Regions from separate parts of the Homo sapiens genome. Here region 2 is linked to region 1. Evidence: chromatin loops called from intact Hi-C (ENCODE). Cell type or tissue: endothelial cell of umbilical vein. All regions are shown on one strand. Links, peaks and the distances in the headings refer to the core of each region. The heading gives the core; the rest is flanking DNA.

Region 1 (6,020 bases), core at 522-5,521:
GTGTGTGTGTGTGTGTGTGTGTGTGTATACTGTACATTTTCTTAAATACAATAAATATATTTAAGAAAATGTAAGATGAACTTCACTTGCTGAGAATGTAAACTAGTTTTGTGTATGTCTACAAAATATTGAATACGGTTAAAAAGGTGTGTTATCTGCACATTTTCCTAAACTTTAATCAGCTAGATCAGGAGAAACACCCAACTTTGATTTTGACAGTTGGCAGGTCCAGAAAGGAGAACCTCAGTGTATTTGGATTTTTCTTCTGGGTTTGTTCTGACTTTGATTTAATAACATGTTATAATGATTAAGTGGTTTTATGGAGACTATTTTACAAATATTTTTGTCAAACTTTATTTAAGACTTCCAAGGTATTTACTTGGGGGTGAACTTTGGAAGTTCAGTCAAACTAACTTTCACAACTCTTCACCTTAAAAAAAAATAAGCAAGGAAACCTGCACCCAGTTATAGTATTTGAAAGAAGAATATTTCAGCTGGTTAATAATGAACAATGTTTAACGCTGAGGTGACATCAGCAGTAGAAACAATTCTTTCCTTGTGCCTTAAGCACAGAGCATGGTTCAACTAGACGTAACCAGGTTGTCTGGCCTTTGACTGCACAAGGGTAATAGGTGGATGATAGTAGCCCAGGTTGATGTATGGAAACTAGGGTGTTCTGACAGTTTTAAAGCTCTTCCTGTTTGTGGGACTAAGAACATTTCCCTTGTGGGCTGAATCTCTCTGGTCCTAAAAGCACACAGATTCCCAGGAACCCTTGCATTGCTAATGGGCAGCTGCACATGTGTGTGGTTCCCAGGTCTTCATCTCCAACTGCTTTGCACACCCTTCCTCTGAAACATTTCCTTCCCTGCCTTAGAGAGGGTGGCCAGGCTCTCCTACTCTCTGTACTAGGATAACTAACTCTTGTTTTCATGTCCACCAGGGATGAGGTTTATCTACCTTCTTTTTTGAGGTTACCAAATGGCCCTCAAGGGCTACTGGTGTTAATTTGCATTTCATTCATTTGTGGCATAAATGAGAGTGTGCCAAGCAGGCCCCAGTGAATGCTTGTTGAATTGCAGGCACAACCGTTACTCCTCTTACTGCTGTGGATTTAGGGTAAGTCCAGTGGGGATGATTAATCATTGTTAGTCTGTGTAACCAGCAATAACACCTCACCTCATCCTTGCCTGCTTAACAGGGTTGGAAGGACAGAGACTAAAATTTTAACTGGTTATCTTAATGGGGCTATGAGTGACTAATTTTTTTTCTTTATTTTTCTGTTTCTCAGATTTTCTACAAGTAGTATGTTACTTTTTGAAATGAGAACTAAAGAGCTGGGGAAGTATTTTGGTTTTTGTACAAAACTGGATCAGTGGTTTTGGTCACAACATCATACATTGCTTGATATCCATGGTGCATCCTTTGTAAGGCAGTTCCTGTCTTTAAACAGAACTGACGTTCCTACTCATTGTTGATATAGTTATAAATACTGGAAGGCTGCAGGAATGTAACTAGGACTGGGGGTTGCAACCCAAATCCAGAATGGGGCAGCTTCCTCTGAATGATAGGGAAGACCCCACCCCTTATAATGGGTATGTTTGGTATGTTTTCATAAACATTTTAAGTGTGATTTGAGAGGTGTTTCTGTTGTATTGATAAGAAGTACTGAAATAAACCTGATTGATAAGAAATACTGAATTAAATAAGTGCTGTACTGGCATGTTTGATTTTTTTTTTGTTTTTTAATTTCACTGTTCAGTTGAACCTTAACCAGCAGTGAGATCTTAAATATTTCTTTAGCAACAAGCTCCCCACATGCCCGGAAAATTAAGAGGGACTCTTTTTCCTCTCCTGATTCTATTGTTCAGCATTTTCTTTCTTTCCACACTGTGCTGTGTTGTCGGGGCACCTGGAGTTCAAGCTTCCTTTCTCCTGGGGCAGGCTGCAATTGGACTGAATTTCACATGTTTTCTAGTTTTAAGGCATTTAGCCAGTTGTTTAAGGAAGGCTGTAATTGCATTCACAGGAGCCTCATTCAATCTTCAGATAAGTGGTGCATGGCACACACTTATTAAGGGCAAAATAACTTCTTAAAAAATTAACTTTCTCTTGCTCATAGAGAACACATTTTCTGAATTAAAAATAACAGACTGGATAGTCTGGGAATTACAAACTTACCAGTAAGCAGTGTTTTTGTATTTGTAAATGACTAACACTTGTATATTAAATAGATACGTAAGAAAAACATGGCTCACAACTTTAAAAACAATCTAAAATCACATTTGTTTTTTTTTTAAAATGGCCAACTGTCCGTTCTTAGAAGATGATTCTACATTCTAGAGAGGTATGTCTAAACAGATACTCTTTCATTTGCTCCTTCTTACAGTGGGCCTTTCAGGGTTCTTCTGCAGTGAAAACTCATAATTACCGACTTAATTACTGACTCTGCATGGATTCATGCTGTAATTCGTAGCATAGTGTGCCGGCTTAAACTGGTGACTGTAAGTCATTTTTGATCTGAATCCTTTTGGTAAGTGGGTGTGCTTAGGTTGTCTTGACTATTTATGCATTTTGTTTGTTTGTTTGTTTGTTTGTTTTTCCCAGCTTGTGCTTAAGTGTATTGTAAAGAAAGGGCAGCATGAGAGGGAACTAAGCTGATGTGTGAAATGTTTACACTATGTTACCAAGCCAAAAAGAGCTGTAGTCAGGGACAGTATGGGTGAAGAGGCCACACTGAATAATAAGAACCCCAATGGTGGTGGTGGTGGGAAGGTGTGAGAGTTTGTGTGTACACCTGTGTGGACAGGTGGCTGGGGGGCCTCTTAGGATAGTCTGACCAGCCATGTTAGGCAAGAACCACTGCTCCTTTTGGTCTGGAAACTAGACTTCTGGTCCTAAGAGGCTTCTGGCTTTCTTAATATCCATATTGGTCAACAAAACTTGAATGTTTTAAAAAATTTTAAAAACTTAATAACTGCCATCCAATTAGATTTCCTCTAGTTTGGGATGTGTATATTTGATTTTTGAAACCTTGATCATGAGACTTTCATTTCTTCTTGTGAAATTTCAGCTTTCTCAGTTCTGGCATGTTTGGCCTGTCCAGATAGTTTTGAATTCTGACCTGGTCGTCTGTCTTGTCAGCCTTCCCTCTGGGCCACAAGTCATTCTTTGATACATGCAGCCCGTCAGCCACTCAGGTTCTTTGAGTCATTAACTGGTGCTGCTCTGTTAGCCTCCCCTTGTCATTCTCCTCCAGTCCTCTTAGTAACCAAGGGTGCGTCAGCCTTTGCAGGCGGCCGGAGGGCAGAGGGTTGGAGTCTGTGCCAAGATACAGAGGAAGCTAATCATACCCGTGACCTCGACCTCATTAACATTGTGCTGGAACCAAAGAGCCAGCATTCCATGGTATTGTTTGACTTTGGATTGTCTCTGCTGATTTACGATCACGAGGTCTATAGTCCTGCCCTCGAAGGGAGGCAGATGTTAGAGCCAGATGAGAATGTGAGACACAATCAGAACTTACTGCCTCCTTTTTTATGTTTTTTAATTTATTATTTATTATTGTTATTATTATTTGAGACGGTGTCTCGCTCTGTCACCCAGGCTGGAGTGCAGTGGTGCCATCTCGGCTCACTGCAAGCCCCGCCTCCCTGGTTACACCATTCTCCTGCCTCAGCCTCCCGAATAGCTGGGACTACAGGCGCCTGCTACCATGCCTGGCTAATTTTTTTGTATTTTTAGTAGAGGTGGGGTTTCACCATGTTAGCCAGGATGGTCTCAATCTCCTGACCTCGTGATCCACCTGCCTCGGCCTCCCAAAATGCTAGGATTACAGGTGTAAGCCACCACGCCCGGCCCTTATTGCCTCCTTTTAACTTCCTAAAAACTGGGCTTTGGGTTGTCAGCTATTCATTGGGTCCTGCTGATGGTGATCTGGCCCCAAGACAAACCAGCACTGACAAGACTTGAGTGAACAGTGTGAGGGAGGAAGGCCTCTGAGAGGCTGGTGCCCGAGTGGGGAGGCTGATGTTCCAGAGTTGTGGGTAGAAGTCCCTACCCCATCAGGAGGGCTTCTCAAGCTTGACTGTGCCCAAGAATTGGCTGGAATCCTGTTAAAATACAGACTCTGATACAGCAGGGCTGGGTAGGGCCTAGGATTCTGTATCTCTAACAAGCTCTCTCCGTGATGCTTCCCCTGCTACTCCCGTGGAGCTCACTTTGAATAGCAAGGCCTCACATTAAACTGGAGCATGAAAGAGACTATGGAATAGGCATCTGGCGGCTGAGAAATGTCAGGGCTGAACCGTGCATGCCAGGAGGGCCTGTGAGGTCTGACTTGAAGTTGGTCACCTGCTACTTAGGGCTGGCCTCTATCAGGATGAGACTGCGAGCCCTCAGCCCTGGCACTTCCATTTGGGCCTTTAATAGCTGTTGGGAGCCACTGTGCAGGGATGCCTTTAATCCTTTAGGGCAGGGAGGTTATGAGCTCTTCCAGTTGAGATATGGTAAAGGTATAGGGGAAGGCTTCCCCCCCTCCCCCCAAGCTAGTTAAAATGATTTCCTCATTACATGTTGGTTATATTCCATAAGTTTAACTAGATTAGGAAGGCTCTAACTTCCTTCCATTAAACCTGCATTTTCCCACATACCCTATAACTTCAAGGTTATGCGATTACAAAGCTTTTAAAAGGTTGCCTATTGTTTCATTTGGAGCATTATTTCTGAAACTTGCCTGACACTCTGCTAAGGTGCTAGCTAGACATATGTGACCAGACCCTACCCGGGGTTTTGGCTTCATAGGTCTGGAGTGGGTCCTGGGAATCTGTGTCTTTTAAACAAAGCTTCTAGGTGGTTCTTATGATCAGGAAGGCTCTAGAAAAACCAATTTAGAGGAGTATCAGTTTAGAAACCTGTCTGTCTGAGCTTGTGATATTGGCCATGTCTGAGGGACACCCTTGCCTGTTTATTTCTTGGCCTCCTAGATACTTGCTTGTGAAGGGCTGTCTTCTGTCCCATTGGATCCACTTCACTTTTTATCTTAATACATGCTTTTGCTTTTACAGAGAGGCTCTTATCTTGGATGGAGCCAAATCAGAGAGGCCTTTGTTAATGGTGTAAGAAGTCAGTTCTGTGAAGCCTTTATTTTTAGGAAGGTTTTACAGACACTGATTATTAAGTGCTCAAAGATACTGGACTACATAAGCTTTGGGCCTCTGTAGAGAAGTCTTTAAGAATGTCTCGATAGTGATTTTCCCACTCTTTCCTACTTTGGTTCAGACACTGGAGATAATGAGCGTTGTTAAGTAATGGATGACCAGAAATGGATGAAGAAGGGGCCCCATCCTCCACAGACCAGCTTGATTCTGATCCAGGTGAATTGGAAGGTTAAGGAGTTTGCCCTTCCACAATTGTATGAAAATTAACCTCTATTCCTAAAGATGCAGGATCCATCTCAGCCTTACCTTAGGGGCAAAGTCAGCTTATGAAACCAATGAAGTAGGAAATGGTCAGTGTGGGGGGATCAGCTGGATATAGAAGTAGCTCCTTACCCGAAAGGTGGAATTCACTTACTGTTGTACTTACAATTCTACCATTAGAGAAATTGGGTGAAGTGTTTCCCTTTAAGCCTCTTATTAGACGTGTAAGCACACAGAGGACAGGCAATGCATTTGTGATTTATACGTTAACAGGAATAACTTAATAGAATGCTTCTCAGGATCAGAGTATGCAAGAGTGGATTCTGATAGGGTGGAGTGTGGGGCACTCTTCAAGGAGGGCAGAGCAGGAGGCAGGGCCACAGACGGCAGCCTCAGGCACCAGGTGTCCAGGCAGCTCAAGAAGAGCACAGGATGCCTGGGAGGGCACTAGGCAGAACTTGTTCCCATTCATTTAATTGGTGTTTGTGTGCGCGTGTGTGTGTGTGTGTGTGTCTGTGTGTGTGATGGGAACTTTAATATAATTTACGATGCATTTGGCACACTTCTAATGTGGCCATTTCACATACTAGTTGTAATGAA
Region 2 (5,000 bases), core at 1-5,000, 130 kb after region 1:
AGAGAAATATCCCTGCTTTATTCTCCTTGGACACACGGTGCCTCAGGGGCATGTGTGTGTGTGTGTGTGTGTGTGTGTGTGTGTGTATGCATGTGTATATCTTAAAACTTTTGCAGGGAAGTATTACTGAAGGCTTTTGAAGAGTCAAACATGTAGCTCAAGGGAAGCCAGCACACACTAATTATTAATCCTGTTGAAGAGCCCTGGTTGACCAGAGAGTAGGATTTCTGTTTAGTTTTCCCTCGCTCTGTTGTATTTGCACATCCTTGATGATTTCATGCCTTTATTATGGGCTTTATTGATTTGCTGGTATGTAGATGAGACTCCTGGTTTGTCATGTAGGAGTGCTTCTTATCCTGAGGAACTTGATGGTGATCTAACTACCTTCGAGCAAACCAGTGGCCATTTACTGGAAGGGGTGGGACATCTTGGGCCATAACACTAAACCTATCTTTGGCAGTCATTCAGAAGCAAAGCATAGGTATCCTTCAAGACTGTTTACATGCAGTTTATAATAAGGCGTTAGTTGAGTGAATTCCATGTCTGAGTGTGGATTAGTCCAACATATTTTGGTACTCTGGTGTGCATCACATTAATGGCAAGGTGTTCATTATTGCACAAAGATTAGTATGGCTCTCAGGTATTATTTGAACACTCCAGTGAGTTTTCTTTTTCTTTTTCTTTTCTTTTTTTTTTTTAAGACAGATTCTCATTCTGTTGCCCAGCTTGGAATGCAATGGCAGGAACTTGGCTCACTGCAACCTCCACCTCCCAGTTTCAAGCGATTCTCCTGCCTCAGCCTCCCAAGTACCTGGGATGACAGGCACCTGCCACCATGCCTGGCTAATTTTTGTATTTTTAGTATTGACAGAATTTCATCATGTTGGCCAGGCTGGTCTCAAACTCCTGACCTCAAGTGATCACCTGCCTCCGCCTCCCAAAGTGCTGGGATTACAGGTGTGAGCCACTGATCCTGGCCTCCAGTGAGTTTTTTCTGACTTTTCTCTCTGCACAAGGTCTCTTGGAGGAAGGTTGAGGAGAAAGAAGTGGGAGCACTGCTGAGGGCTGGTGCTGATCTTCTGCCTCTTTCCAGTCTGGAAGCTTTAACTTCCTCCCTACCCCTGTTACTTATGCAGCATCTCAAAAATTCTGAAATTACTCAGAATTTTAAATTGGCACAAGGCAGAGATTCCTGCATAGTTTGACTGCTGTCTAGGAGCCACTGATCTAAGACTAAGTGCTGAAATACAGGAAAGAACTGGTTTCTTTTCTCCTTCCAGCCTAGCATCACCCCTCAGAGAAAAAATCATAAAAAAGAGGGACTGAGCTATCCTTCTCATGATTCAGTGGGCACTTTCTCCCCTATTGGAGGTCTCATCATGCACATCAAGCCAATGTAAAGGGCAGCTGTGGTTCTTGAATCTGTGGCTGAGGACATTGCCATACTGGCATCTGAAAGGGCTGGCTTGCTTTCTCCCGTTGGCCAATCTGTGATAGCCTCTGGTCAGCCCCAGCCTCAGCAAGGACTTGCTGCAGCTGGGAGCATCTGCCTTTTCTCTCCCTATGCCCCCTCTCCCTCAGCCCTGGATCTCTTCAACACTGAAACAAATGGTGAGAAAGGAGGCTGTTGCCAGAGCAACAAAAGGATTCTTTAGAAATACACTCAGGCTGTGTTTGTTCTTACAACTTACATTTTGGCAAAAATGTGACTGGATGAGAAATGATCGTAAGCATATTCTTTTGCTACACCTAATTTTAAGATATAAATAGGCCACAGGCTTGTGTAGCCTTCACTGTCTATAAAAAAACACAGCATAAATAATCAAAATCTTGATATTCTGAGTTTAGAAACTGGGTGTGAAAGAATCTGCTACTTCAATGGAAATCCCAAACTCTGGGCTAACTTAAGCAGTAATGAAATATAATCATTGCCTGTTATGTGAATCCAGATAGCAGGATCTGCCTTCAGGGCACCATTAGGTGGACACCCGGCTGATACTTTCTAAATACTGTGCACATGTCCTTGACATTCAGCACTCACTCAGTAATGAGGGTTCAGGCCTCACCTGAATGTGCCTGTGAAACACGGACCAATTTGCCTCACTTTTCTGAACCATAGTTTTCTCACTTGTAAAATGGGCATAACAATAGGTTTATACCTCAGGACTGTTCTGAGGATTAAGTTAGATAATATATGAGAAAGGCTTAAGCATAGTGCTTAACACACAGTAAATAATAAATGGTAGCTATAGAATCATTATCAAAGTATTTCTGCTTTCTTGGCAAGTTTTAGTATATTATTTGTTTCCCGGATTTGTTGCATTCTACGGAACAGGGATATCTTGTAGCTTTTAGAATTGACCTTACTCTGTTCCAATCAAACACAAATACAGTGTGTAGGGGCCTTCCCTGTCCTTAAGAGCCTGCCTGTGTTGGAGCTCAGGGTGCACAGCAGTCCTGTGGCTTTGGTGTAACCAGGGGTGTCCTCAGATCATTTTTTTAAAAGGCAGGAGAGAGCAGTCAAATTGACAAGAAAACAGAGCTCCTTCCTCCCCCTCCCCTTCCCCTGACACACACATTTTCCATTCCTTCTCTTTCTGGAGGCAGCTTCTAGCCGTTGAGTGTTGATTGCAGGTGGCTTCTGAGATTCTCCTGGCGGAGTAAATCACAGGTTGATTAGTCTTCATGAGGTGAGAACTTGTCCAAGGACTTGGCAGAGGCAGCAACACACATCAGTTTGCATCCCTCTGGGATTCATTACAAAAGCCGGGTGATCAGCCAGCAGGGTTGGCTTTTTGCCAGCTGTCTTCCTTAGGTTGTGACCTGGATGTAATCCATCGTGAAACCATAGAATGCAAAGATCCAGGTTTTCCATGACAACATCAAGCAGTTTGTTTTTGGAAATGCGTGTAGGGCTCTCTTAGAAGTCCATGGAATCCCCAGTGACTCAGGTTTGGGACCGAAGCCATTAAACTGAGCTCAGGATTTGGCTCACTTGTGCTGGCTGGGCCTATTCCACAGGGACTGCCATAAGCATGAGCCACCGGCCAGCTGCCTGCTATCTTCCAGTCTTCCCTTTATGCTGGGCTGGCTCTCACACTCTACTCCCTCCAGCCCTCTGCCTGCATGGGTCTCAGTCCAGCAGGACAGCCTTAGCAAGCTGCCCCACCAGTCTGACCAGATAGATTGCCCTGGGGCTGAACCCTGCCTCTGCAGGGCTGGGGTGAAGGGTGTGTGGTCGTGGGAATGGCGCTGGCAGTGGCGGTGAAGGGCCTGGTGTATGCAGGCTCAGCCTTCTTGGAAGTGAGCAATGATTGAGGGTGAAAGAGGACAACATGAAAAAAAGCAATAAAAGGAAAAGCAGAGACAGACACGTGGGGGTTTTGCCTTTGCTGCTTATATAATTGCTTTTGTCATAAATCTGATGCATGGAAGTATGGGTGGGCATACGAAATGCAGCTGATCACTCTCCAGGATTTGGTATTCTTACTGCTTTTTACACAGGGTAAAAAATCACCTTAAGCATCAAGGTTATGACCATAGCCCAACCCCATGACTGATCTCATGCCCTACTCATTCACTCTCAGGCCCAAAAGACAAGGTCAGCCACTGAGAGGAGAGAAATCAGAACAGGGGCTTGGGAAGCATAGGGAGATGGACGGAGATGCCTGGCACACATGGAGCCCTGCCTCAGAATTTTTCTCCTGAAAAAGTCACCGGGCTTTCTCTGGGGTGGTGTGACCTTGGTTGCCCACCTTCAGAACACCCTCAAAGAGGCATGGGGAGAGTAGAGGGAACAGCCCTTCCTTTTGTTCCTGGTGAGCACAAGGCCCTGAGGACTTCTGGCTGCCAAAGGGAGGCTCTTGGTTTCTGGCTGTCCAGACAGATGATGCTCCACCAGAAGTCAGGTCCAACAGTTCCGTGTCTGAATCAGTTTTAAAATACCACTGATAGGACACATTTCCTAATTCATCAGCCTTTAGTAGTCCCTTGGTAAAAAGTAAAAAAAATGCAGACATGTTATGAGAAGGTAGGTCAGAATTCAATTTCAGTCCTAGGCACTTGTATTGGATGCCTACTATGTGCAGAGACCTGTAGACGCAGGTCTACAACTTGCTGAGTTCTGCTTCCAGGCTGTATTAGAGAGTCATCATTTCACAAACTGTACCATAGAGAAGCAAAAGAAATATAAAATAAATAATATATAAAGGGAATGAAGAATTCAACCATATCATAAATAAAAAAATGACTGCTGAAAAGCAAGTGGACCAAGCAGGTATTAATTTAGTATCTCTAGAGATGGGGACCTGTGTTTGTTTGTTTGTTTTTGAGATGGAGTTTCGCTCTTATTGCCCAGGCTGGAGTGCAATGGCTCGATTTTGGCTCACTGCAACCTCTGCCTCCCAGGTTCAAGTGATTCTCTTGTCTCAGCCTCCTGAGTAGCTGGGATTACAGGCACCTGCCACTATGCCTGGCTAATTTTTGGTATTTTTAGTAGAGACGGGGTTTCACCACGTTGGCCAGGCTGGTCTCGTACTCCTGACCTCAGGTGATCCACCTGCCTCGGCCTCCCAGAGTGCTGGGATTACAGGCAGAGCCACCGCACCTGGCCAAGACGGGGACCTGTTTTTAAAGAATGAGTTGGAAAGTCTGGAAGGAAATGGCAAACTCTCTTAAAATTCTGATATAGCAGTTGATATGCAAATAAAATGCAAAAGTGGTTTGCCATGGCAACTACTTAATTGTCGACATAAATTATCACAGAGCCATGGATGATCTATATTCAAATTACATTAACAAATAATCATTTAAGCATGGCCCTGAATATTTACATGAGCAGTTCTGGCACTCTGTTGTAGGGGCTTAATGCAAAGGTGGTATTCTTTTAAGCTATAAAGCCACTTCAAAAATAATCTGCATCTTCTATGAAGAACTGTCCTACAGCGCGGTCAGCCACATTTATGAGCTCATTTATGTAGATGGTCTTCCCAGTAGCTTTA

Evidence for each region. A loop is a pair of places that touch in the nucleus more often than their neighbours do. Peaks named below come from ENCODE experiments on the same cell type or tissue, not always from the same donor. Only the 100,000 strongest peaks of a DNase experiment are listed, where the experiment ranks them.
Region 2: it touches region 1 in a loop (4-fold over the local background); 5 of 110 quality-filtered maps call a loop at or near these places.

Annotation. Positions count from the first base shown.
Region 1 is chr5:78,635,913-78,641,932 of GRCh38, reverse strand. The region is part of intron 1 of LHFPL2 (LHFPL tetraspan subfamily member 2); the gene reads left to right. Among named protein-coding and RNA genes, the nearest start is that of LHFPL2, 9.8 kb to the left of the region's middle. In endothelial cell of umbilical vein, for the core only: no CTCF peak of the experiment used is centred there; DNase peaks (open chromatin) are centred at 962, 1,932 and 3,332; H3K27ac peaks cover 3,090 bases.
Region 2 is chr5:78,503,028-78,508,027 of GRCh38, reverse strand. All of the region lies in intron 4 of LHFPL2 (LHFPL tetraspan subfamily member 2), which reads left to right. Among named protein-coding and RNA genes, the nearest start is that of LHFPL2, 140 kb to the left of the region's middle. RefSeq lists an enhancer at 2,650-3,158. In endothelial cell of umbilical vein, for the core only: no CTCF peak of the experiment used is centred there; a DNase peak (open chromatin) is centred at 2,907; H3K27ac peaks cover 1,507 bases.